Regions from separate parts of the Homo sapiens genome. Here region 2 is linked to region 1. The links are chromatin contacts, found by Hi-C in ENCODE. All regions are on one chromosome and are shown on one strand. Each heading gives the region's core, a stretch centred on a gene start or an enhancer-like site at or near the end of the contact. The rest is flanking DNA. Distances are from core to core; before and after follow the strand shown. Region 1 overlaps DANT2 (DXZ4 associated non-coding transcript 2, distal). Region 2 has its middle 40 kb from the start of DANT2.

Region 1 (5,100 bases), core at 2,384-4,883:
TGCATTTATAAATGTACTATTAATGCAAATGTTTCAAAAATTATATAAATTCATAGAAATATGTTATCAATCATAATTCTAGTTGTTACCTAAAAATGCTATATGTAATAGAACTAACTAAATTTTCTCATCAATTACAACCTTTCATCAGATTTTTAACCACGGCCATTCCAAGTTTTTAGAATCCACAGTTATCATTTTGAATTATTCTGTAAAAACATTTACAATCAAATTCATGAACAAGGGATGGTCATGGTGGCTCACACTTGAAAAGTTATCATTTTGGGAGGCTGAGACGAGAGGATTGCTTGAGCTCAGGGGTTCAAGGCCAGCCTGGGAACCATCACGAGACCTTGTCTCTACAAAAAGCAAAAAAATAATTAGCTGGCTATGGTGGTACTTGCCTCTAGTCCTGATTACTTGGGAGGGTGATGCAGGAAGATCACTTGAGCCCAGGAGTTGGAGGCTGCAGTGAGCTGTGATCCTGTCACTGCACTCCAGCCTGGATGACAGAGCTGAAATAAACTAATTAATAAAATTAAATATCAAATTAATGGAAAAAACTCCAACAAGTACTCTTTTTTTTTTTCAGATGGAGTTTTGCTCTTGTTGCCCAGGCTGGAGTGCAATGGCGCAATCTCGGCTCACTGGAACCTCCGCCTTTTGGGTTCCAGTGATTCTCCTGCCTCAGCCTCCCAAGTAGGTGGGATTACAGGCGTCTGCCACAATGCCCAGGAAATTTTTTTTTTTTTTTTTGTATTTTTAGTAGAGACGGGGTTTAGTAGAGATGGGGTTTTTTAGTTCAAGATGAGGCTGGTCTTGAACTTCTGAACTCAGGTGATCCACCTGCCTTGGGCTCCCAAAGTGCTGGGATTACAGGTGTGAACCACCATGCCTGGCCCACAAGAACTCTTAAATACAGGTTTCTGATAACTTTAATATCAATGGACTAAATGAAAACTTCCAGAACTCTAATAAACTGATGGATTCAGAAAACTACTAGTGGAGATCAAAGAGAACAAATGTTGATTATATGAGACTGAATAACTAATGAAGACAATGTTTTTATGATTTTTTACTTGATACATGTGGTTCTTAATGTTTTGTTTTTCAGATTTAGGAACATTTTCTCTCTTGAGCTATCATTTATAGCAATTTGGTAAGATATACTTTTGTAAAAGAAAAAAGAAAAAAAGGAAAATCATTTGGATTTTTCTCCTTGATTCCTCCAGAATTCAGAAAGTATTTGTTAGTATTCTTATGGTAATATGATTATTTGCATAAGCCCAATAAAAATCTGTCTTCTTTATAGCAGAATACAATTTAAAAGCATGGTTATTACCAAGGCTTTGACTGAAATGACATATTTGAAAATATGCATAAAATGCCTGACTTAAGGGTTCCCAGCCTTATAGTGAGTAAATAAAAACTGTCACTTCCCAGCAGGTCCAGGAATCCTAAGATTATAATAAAATCTAAAGTTGGTCTTGGTTTTGCTTTCTAGCCTCATGAGGTTTTAAAATCTGAGATTTCCTATATGATCAATGTAGAAAGAAAAGGTTGTTTCTAAAAAAGAGCTATACTACACCTGTTATTAGATTTTAACTCTGCACATTGTTTTCAAGCTCTTATTATCTACTTATACACTACACGTGGTCCTAAATTATTCTAGGTTCCTCCAATCCAACTTTTTTCCATAAAACTCCTAAGGCAGGAACTACTTCGTTTCTAAGGCCTGTAAGCTAAAACTAGATAAATTTTAAGGAACAAATCTTGTGCCTGATATATGAACCACACAGAAAGGTCACCAAACTCCCTGACACCAAAGCCAGAGACATTCAAACTGTAAACCAGGACAAGAAGTTGACATTTTTCATGCCATAAACGACCTTTCCTAAGACATCAGAATGACATATCATAATGAAAGTCTTACTTCCCTTAATGATATTTTTTTTTCACTTGGCAGGAAGTTGACATAATTACTTTTTTTTAGCAACCAGTAACTGCTATAGATAACTTGACAAAACCTGACCAAAGAAATCCTTTTAGTTCACCTAGTGGGCAACTTTAAAAATTTTGTTCAAATTATAATGGTGGTTCCTTTTGTAAAATTGGCATTCTCTGTTTTAATTTTACCAAGTCAGAAAATGCTACTCAGTGGCTATAACAGGTCTCACCTAGTTTCCTCTATGGTCTTTTGATTTGTTTAGTTGTTGCCCTTAAGTTTGTGCTCTTAGAGCAAAACCATTGTGCAAACTAATTTTATTATATTGTTTTTTATTTTTGTATTATGATTTTTAAGTGTTGCTCTTATTACCTGTCTAATCTTTGTAAAGCCAGCTCTCTGAAGGGGATAAAATTAGCCCATTGTTTCAAGGTGACTGCTGATGACTATGGAACTGTAAGATGAAACTTGATGCTGGACTCCAGATGAACCTACCATGAGAAAATTTTTCCTTCTGGCCTCCTTGTTACTCCAATATGACCCAGGTCACTGATATACACCCCTATGACTTACCCTCAATGAGGAAGACAACAGGACAGCTCCATCCCAGCACCGAGAGACAATTAAGCCTAACTTCACAATGGTTGATCAGTCATGCATTCATAGAAGGATCTTGATCAAAGAGGGGCGTGTGAAAGTTGATCACACACATTGGGTCATTCTTACAATATAAAACTAAAACAGTCAAGAGTTCAGGGGGAAGAAGCACTCAGGGCATTATTACATTGCTCTAAGAATGTAATTCTCTACCAGCCTGGATGATAAAACTGCCTGTTATATCCTGAAAACACTTTTATCTAACAGCTACTGAAACAACCTGCTCAAAACTCTAAGACCACTTTTACCCAAGACTATCACTCACCCATCAGAGACTGCTAGCTCCACAATACGTTACTAGTACCAATGAACTTTCTAGAAAAACTGTATGTGACATTTCTCCTTTTATAAAACCTGCAACCTCCTCTTTCTTCTTCAGAAATACTAAAGGCCACCGAATCTGTATGTATGCACCAAACTGCAATTTTTCCTCCTGTAATAAAATGTTAAATTTAGATATTCATCTCTAGATTTTTATTTTCACTTTGAAAAAGTCTTCTCACCTGATATAGCACCTGTCAATTCCTGCAGGCCCCGCAATAGCCTGCCATTCCCTCTAGGGCCTGCTGCTGACATCTTAAGCTACAAGAGGCTGCTGGACTGCCTTGGGTAAGATTGCCCTGGCTCCATGAGGACAGAAGAGAAGCAACAACTCCAAGATAAGAAGGGAAATCCAGGTACTCAGCCCACCTCAAGCTATGAGTCAATGTCCCCATAAGAGCAAGAATTCTACCTAAGATATCCTATATAAACCCACAAGTGTGCCCAGAAGCCACTGACACATTTACATGATATTTAGACTTAACGCTCATAAAGGGATGATGTATTAACAGCAACAGATACATGGATACATCTGTTCTTTTTGATGAACACTTACACACAGACATTTATATTAAAACCAAGAGCCCCAGAGAAAGGTACACTCAGCCCTGCCTTGTAGCACTATAGCAGAATAAACTCTGCTTCTAAGGCTTATACTGGTTGTGGGCCTTCCCTGGTGTTTTTTCATCCACAAAGGGTGGAGGGAGAGGCCTGGTAGGACGGGGCGGTTGGCATTTCTGGAACAACAGTGCCATCAAGAGGAAGCTTTTTGAGCATGGCTTCCAGCCCTTCGCAGTGTATCCAGAGGGGAAGGTTTCTAATAGAACAAAGGGTAGGTTTGGGGCACTCAGGGAATTCTGGGACTGGATGTGGGCACCTGACTGGGTGCCTCCAGATTCAGTGCAAAAGCGAGGGAGCCGAGCTTGCCCACCAAGAAACCCTGGGCTGCCAGGCCTGCCAGGCTCGGGAGGCGGCAGAGGCCAGGCCTTAGTGGCAGCCATGTTTGGGAACCTGGAGCTACCACAGGGCATTTTGACTGTGGATCTTTGCTCTTGGTGAAGATGTAACTTCAAGCGAAGAAAGGAGGCACTGCCCTGGAGGTCCCAGGGCCAGCCAAATAAAGGGGAGGTGGCAGTAGCCACATTGCTAGGTGTAGCTCATAAAAAGGATAGAAAATTTCCTGATTTGGGGGGTACTACAATGATACAAGAAAGAGTAGTTGAAGTACATTGCACTTCAAACTTTGTCTGGTTAATTTTTGCTCCTGTCAAAGAAAGTCTGGGTCAAAGGTCTCACAGCGTGCCATTGCACACATTTTGTCCCATGGGGCAGAGAGTGCTGACACTCATTGGGGATCAAGTTGATACCAACATTGAGCTCTGGTGTCAGAGGACCTAGGTCTGTATTGTGCTGTACTTCAGCTCAAGAACAATCCGGAAGTGCACTGTTTGTTAGGCTCTAGTTCCTTAGTATGATCTGGTTCCTCTCCTCGTGGAAGAAACCTGGGTTCAAACATGAAGATCTATGTTCTGTGTATCTGCTTGTCTTACAGCATTGGCTCAAACCTAAGGAACACTCTCAGAGCATCACACTCACAGCCTTGAGCTTAGGATCAATCAGATCCTGTAGGTCCAGGTCTTGCCCTGAGGCTTGGAAAAAAGAAGGTTGATTGACCCTAAAAGGCTCTGCCCACATAAGACCACTGGGCAACACTTTAGGAAACTCACAAGTATGAAACTGAGAAAGGACTAGAGCAGTTTTTGGCACCCATTTGGGAGGTGAAAGAAAAAAAAAAGGTGGAGATCTGGGCCTTGAGTCTTCCTACCAGGCCTGTGGGCAAGCACTGACCAGGGAGCATAGCCTCAGTCAGTTAAGAGCTGGCAAAAGCACAACTTAACCACGATGTTTTCCAGGAGTAGGCCATTAGGAAGATGGAGTGTATAAAATAGGCCATGTACCCAGGAGTATGTACCTCGTTCTTGGCTCGGCAGGACTGCTTGATGAGAAGTAGATCTGAGGGAAATGGGGAGGAGGCTAGGGCTGGATGCACAGAGAGAAATGGGCATGGAGAAAGGAAGGATGATGACAGAACCCTACAGTGGTTAGATTCTGGCATGGACTCCTGGCCCTTCTTGATTCCCAGCTACCTGGATAAACACAGGTTCAGACTTGGGAGA
Region 2 (4,692 bases), core at 1,635-4,134, 69 kb after region 1:
GACTGTCTGTAGTTGAAGTTTTATGTAAGTGCATGGGATCACAAGGAAGAGTGTATAATATGAGAAGAGCATAGAGCTGAGTTTGGAGTCCTGGGTAATAATAACATTTAGTTGGTAGGCAAAAGCAATGTTTTGAAAAGCAGCTTAAAAGCAATGTTTTCAAAAGTGGCTTAAAAGACACAGCCATAGCCAGGTGTTGTGGCATGTGCTTGTAATCCCAGCTGCATAGGAGGCTGAGGTGGGAGGATTGCTTGAGTCCAGGCATTCAAGACCAGCCTGAGAAACATGCTGAGACCCTTGTGTCAAAAAAAGACACAGCCATAAGGATAGGATATAAATCAGGGTGGCTAGGGAAGAGAGTTTGGAGGCGTAGGAAACATTTAACATTGGGCAAATGTTACAGCTATCAAATAAGATAAGGGTAAACAATGCTTGCTAAATTTAGAAATGTGGAGGTCATAACCTTATAAAAAGTTTCAATAAAGAGGTAATGATATAAGTTACTAATCAATAGATAGAGGAGTCACTGGAATGCAGGGAAGTGGACAGGGGGAGTGTAGACTGCTCTTCAAGAAATTTGTCAGTGAGAGTGGCAGTAAATAAGATTGTAGCCAGTACCTGAGGTTGAGGGAAGATTGATTTTCTATGGAAGAGACTTGAGCATGTTCATATTTTGAGAGGACAGAGTAAGTAAGCACAGAAAAATATTGGAGATATAAGAGATGGGATACGGGTAATGAAACAAATTCAAGGCTCAGGGTTAGGAGGATGGGCTGGGCAATATCAAGTGTGCTTAGGTGGGAAGACTTAGTCTTGTATGGAGGAGGGACATTTGTCCCACCAAAAGATTAAGCAAGAACGCATGGAAATTTAAGTAAGTTTGTTAGTGGTGAAGGAGCAAGCTGAGGAACTTCTCTCATCTGATGGCCTTGATGTTTTTCATAGATTAGAAAGGAACGTTGCCTCTGAAAGTGAGGCAAGAAAAGGTGCATTATATTGTTTGAAGAAAGTGATAATTCTTTGAAGTAACCACTGGAGGAATAGGAGAGGGTGATATTTATGGACGTCAGGCTCAGTGAAACTAGAGTTGATGAATTTGTAGTGTAATCTTCACCAGCAGTGTCCATCACCCTGGAGAAGCTGAATGATTGGATTGATCCAGGGATGAGGTTTGGTGAGCAGGTGTGAAGGAAGGACAAAGGAACAAAATAAATAAAAATCATTTCAAGGGAGAAAGCACATAATGAGCCATAAGAACAAAGTAGACCCCGAAAAGCACTGATAAATTCAGAAAGTATGGAAAAGGAAAAGAGACTAAACACTGTGTTGAGAAGTAATAGTAGATTTATTGTCAATAAAGGTAGAGACAGCTGTATTAATATGAAAAAACAAAACAAAAACATAAAACTAGGATAGTGGAATTTACAATTTTGAAGACAGAACATTTTTGTTGCTGAAGAGTGGGTTGCCAAAATGGTGGTGAGACATTATTGAAGCTGAGCATATCCAGCAACTGTGAGGCCAAGGAGTTAAAGTCATTCTGGTTAATGACAGAATTGATGTAGAAAAACAGTGAACCTCCTTATTAATGTCCTTATTAATGTAGAGGAGCAGGAAGTAACAGTAACAATGTACTGTTTGGGTAACAGTAACAAGGAGGAATAGAGCAGGGGTTCACAAATGCAAATCCTACAGAGGCCTACAGGTGAGGGAAAGAAGCCAAATTTAAGAGAAGATACCCCACCTAAAGGAGGCAACCACCACTAAGCTTCAGAAGACAGTTACTATTTGGAAAGATGAGCCTAAAATTGCTAGAAATCTACATTTTGAAGATAAATGGCAAATGCCTTTTAAAAATGTGAAATTTTTCATTGTGAAATATTGGTAATTAATTTTAAAAAATACTGTGATGACCAAACAAAGCATCTCTTAAGTGTGAATGCAGTTCATGAGGTGCCAGTTTGCAACCTCTAGGATAAAAAGTAGTATGCCCAAATGGCCTGAGACACAAAGCAGGAAAGACTTATACAATGGTATCTTCACTCTTTCTTCTCTAGGCTATGGCAGACATCACTAATTTGATCAGATATGCAGAGCTTCCAGAGGCAAGTAAAAATCAGTTGTATTTGGCACACAAGGTGAAACCTTATTTGCCATAATGTTTCTATAATTTTCAAGAAAGTTTCTGAATCTTTGAACTTTCGTTGGTCTTTGAAAAAGAACAGGCATGCTGTAATGTTTCAATTCAGTTTTGCCCTCGCAGGATTTTCAGGTGGGCTTTCTTGTTGAATGTGTGCTTTGTATGTTTTCAGAAACCTCTTCACACCAGTAACTGTGTCTTAAAAATTTCCAGTAATGTGCTCAGAGGTCCTGAGTGGGAACTAGTTTAATGTTGAAGGTGAACAAACAAAACCTTTCATCTGTTCCCAGGTATGTCTGGCTTCTGGCAGCTTTGCCATTAATAGTTGAGAGCCTGTTTGCTGCCTGGAACACTGAAGGGTTGTTAAACAGCTCTCTGCCTTTTAAAAAGAGTGGGAGATGATTGGGAGGCTTCTAGACTGAGGCAAAAATTGAAAATATCATGCATGTTTAGCTATATGGTTTATTAACTCATTTGCTGAAGTGTGTACTTGATTTCTGTTAAATCTTTTTATGCTTAGGCATTTTTGCTATTGAGAGACTTTTCTTTTGGGTATTTAAATACTCAAATAACTCATTCATATTCAAATACCTCCTTTAACACATTTCTCATTTCCTTTAGAAGCAAAACATACTCTCTTTGCAGGAACTGTTTTCAGCCCCGCCCCGACCTCTCAAAACTCTGCACTTAGCCAGCTGTTTCCATGGCCAATGCTGTAAGCCCCCAGGCCCGATTCACGTGGCAGGAGGGGAAGAACAGCTGAAGCTGGAGCAGCGAGCTGCCTTAGCTGCCAAAGTCCACTTGATTCTGACGCAATGCAACTGCATTCTCCGTTTTTAATTTGTTCCTGTTCTGCTTTTGGTTTTCAGTCTCTACCACTATCCCCTCACTCTCCAGCGTCTACCCACCCTTTCCTCTTTTAGGTTTCTGAAAAACAGACCATTTGGTTGACCCTGCAAGGCTTCCAATTTGCCTATTTTGTCATGATGCCCTGTTTCTCCCCATCATGCTCACACTTGCTTCTAAAATGCCTCTGGCTCTTCTGGTGAGCTGCTGTCTACCTATTCCTGTCTCTGGCTCTGGGTCCTGTTGTCTGTCTCCAGCTGCCTGCCTAACACAAACTGCCTTACTGCCTGTGGTGTGTCATGGATCTGCTGATTTTCTGTGGCACCTGAAACAATAGAAGCTGAAAAATCCATGACTTCTGTTTAACTGTGCTTCTTCACAGTTTTCCTTATTAGACATTATGTGGTCAAAACTCTGAAACTAAACTCTTTAACTGAAGTACAGGTGTCAGCCCTCTGAGCTGAAGCTCAGCCATTATAACTTCTGTGACCTGCACATACACATCCAGGTGGCCTGCAGGGGCCAAGAAGTCTGGAGCAGCCAAAAAACCACAAAGAAGTAAATCAGTCAGTTCCTGCCTTAACTGATTAACCAAAATTACATTTTACCATTGTGACTTGTCCCTGCCCTACCTTAGCTGATCAATCAACTTTGCAACATTCTTCTTTTGGACAATGAGTCTTATGATCTCCCCACCATGTACCTTGTGACCCCCTCCTCTGCTAACAATAGATAACCACCTTTTACTGTAATTTTCCATTACCTACCCAACTCCTGTAAAGCAACCCCTTCCCCATCTCCCTTCACTGACTCTCTTTTCGGACTCAGCCCACTTGCACCCAAGTGAATAAACAGTGTTATTGCCCACACAAAGCCTGTCTGTTGGTCTCTTCACATAGATGTGCTTGACATTTGGTGCCATGACTCAGATCGGGGGACCTCCCTTGGGAGATCAATCCCCTGTCCTCCTGCTACATTTGGTGCCGTGACTTGGATCAGGGGACCTCCCTCGGGAGATCAATCCCCTGTCTTCCTGCTCTTTGCTCTGTGAGAAAATCCACCTATGACGTCAGGTTCTCAGACCAGCCCAAGAAACACCTCACCAATTTTAAATTGGGTAAGCAGTCTTTTTTTATTCTGTTCTCCAACCTCTCTCACTATCTCTCAACCTCTTTCTTCTTTCAATTTCAGCACCACCCTTCAATCCCTCCATTCCTTTCATTTCCTTTTCCTTTCTGGTAGAGATAGCAGAAACGTGTTTTTTCCATGGATCCAAAATGCTGGTGGCACTGGTCATGGACTCAGGAAGACAGTCTTCCCTTGGTGTCTAATCACCGCGGGGACACCTGCCTGATTATTCACCCGCATTCCAGAGGTGTTCGATCACCATGGGGACACCTGCCTTGATCCTCCACCTTGGTGGCAAGTACTACCCCCCCCTTTTTACTCCTCTTTTCTCTAAATTTCCCTTTTTTTTACTATGGGCAACCTTCTGCCCTCCATTCCTCCTTCTTCCCCCTTAACCTGTGTTCTTAAAAACTTAAAACCTCTTCAACCCTCACCTGACCTAAAACCTAGCATCTTATTTTCTTCTGCAACACCGCTTGGCTCCAATACAAACTTGATAATGGCTGTAAATGGCCAGAAAATGGCACTGTTGATTTTTCCATCCTACAATATCTAGATAATTTTTTTCATAAAATGGG

Evidence for each region. Hi-C counts contacts between places; a loop is a spot of excess contacts on that map. Pooled maps may share reads with other maps.
Region 2: a map with no recorded cell type shows a loop between it and region 1 (13-fold over the local background). The contact joins two enhancer-like sites. A Hi-C loop is called at or near these places in 12 of 37 single-sample maps with no recorded cell type and 4 of 50 pooled maps.

What each region holds. Positions count from the first base shown.
Region 1 is chrX:115,937,363-115,942,462 of GRCh38, forward strand. All of the region lies in intron 1 of DANT2 (DXZ4 associated non-coding transcript 2, distal), which reads right to left. Among named protein-coding and RNA genes, the nearest start is that of DANT2, 29 kb to the right of the region's middle. RefSeq lists an enhancer at 3,358-3,871. Within about 2 kb of position 3,634, at least 2 of the 41 ENCODE cell types and tissues checked have a DNase peak (open chromatin) inside an H3K27ac peak, as active enhancers do.
Region 2 is chrX:116,007,092-116,011,783 of GRCh38, forward strand. No RefSeq gene overlaps it. Among named protein-coding and RNA genes, the nearest start is that of DANT2, 40 kb to the left of the region's middle. RefSeq lists an enhancer at 3,144-3,233. Within about 2 kb of position 2,885, at least 6 of the 41 ENCODE cell types and tissues checked have a DNase peak (open chromatin) inside an H3K27ac peak, as active enhancers do.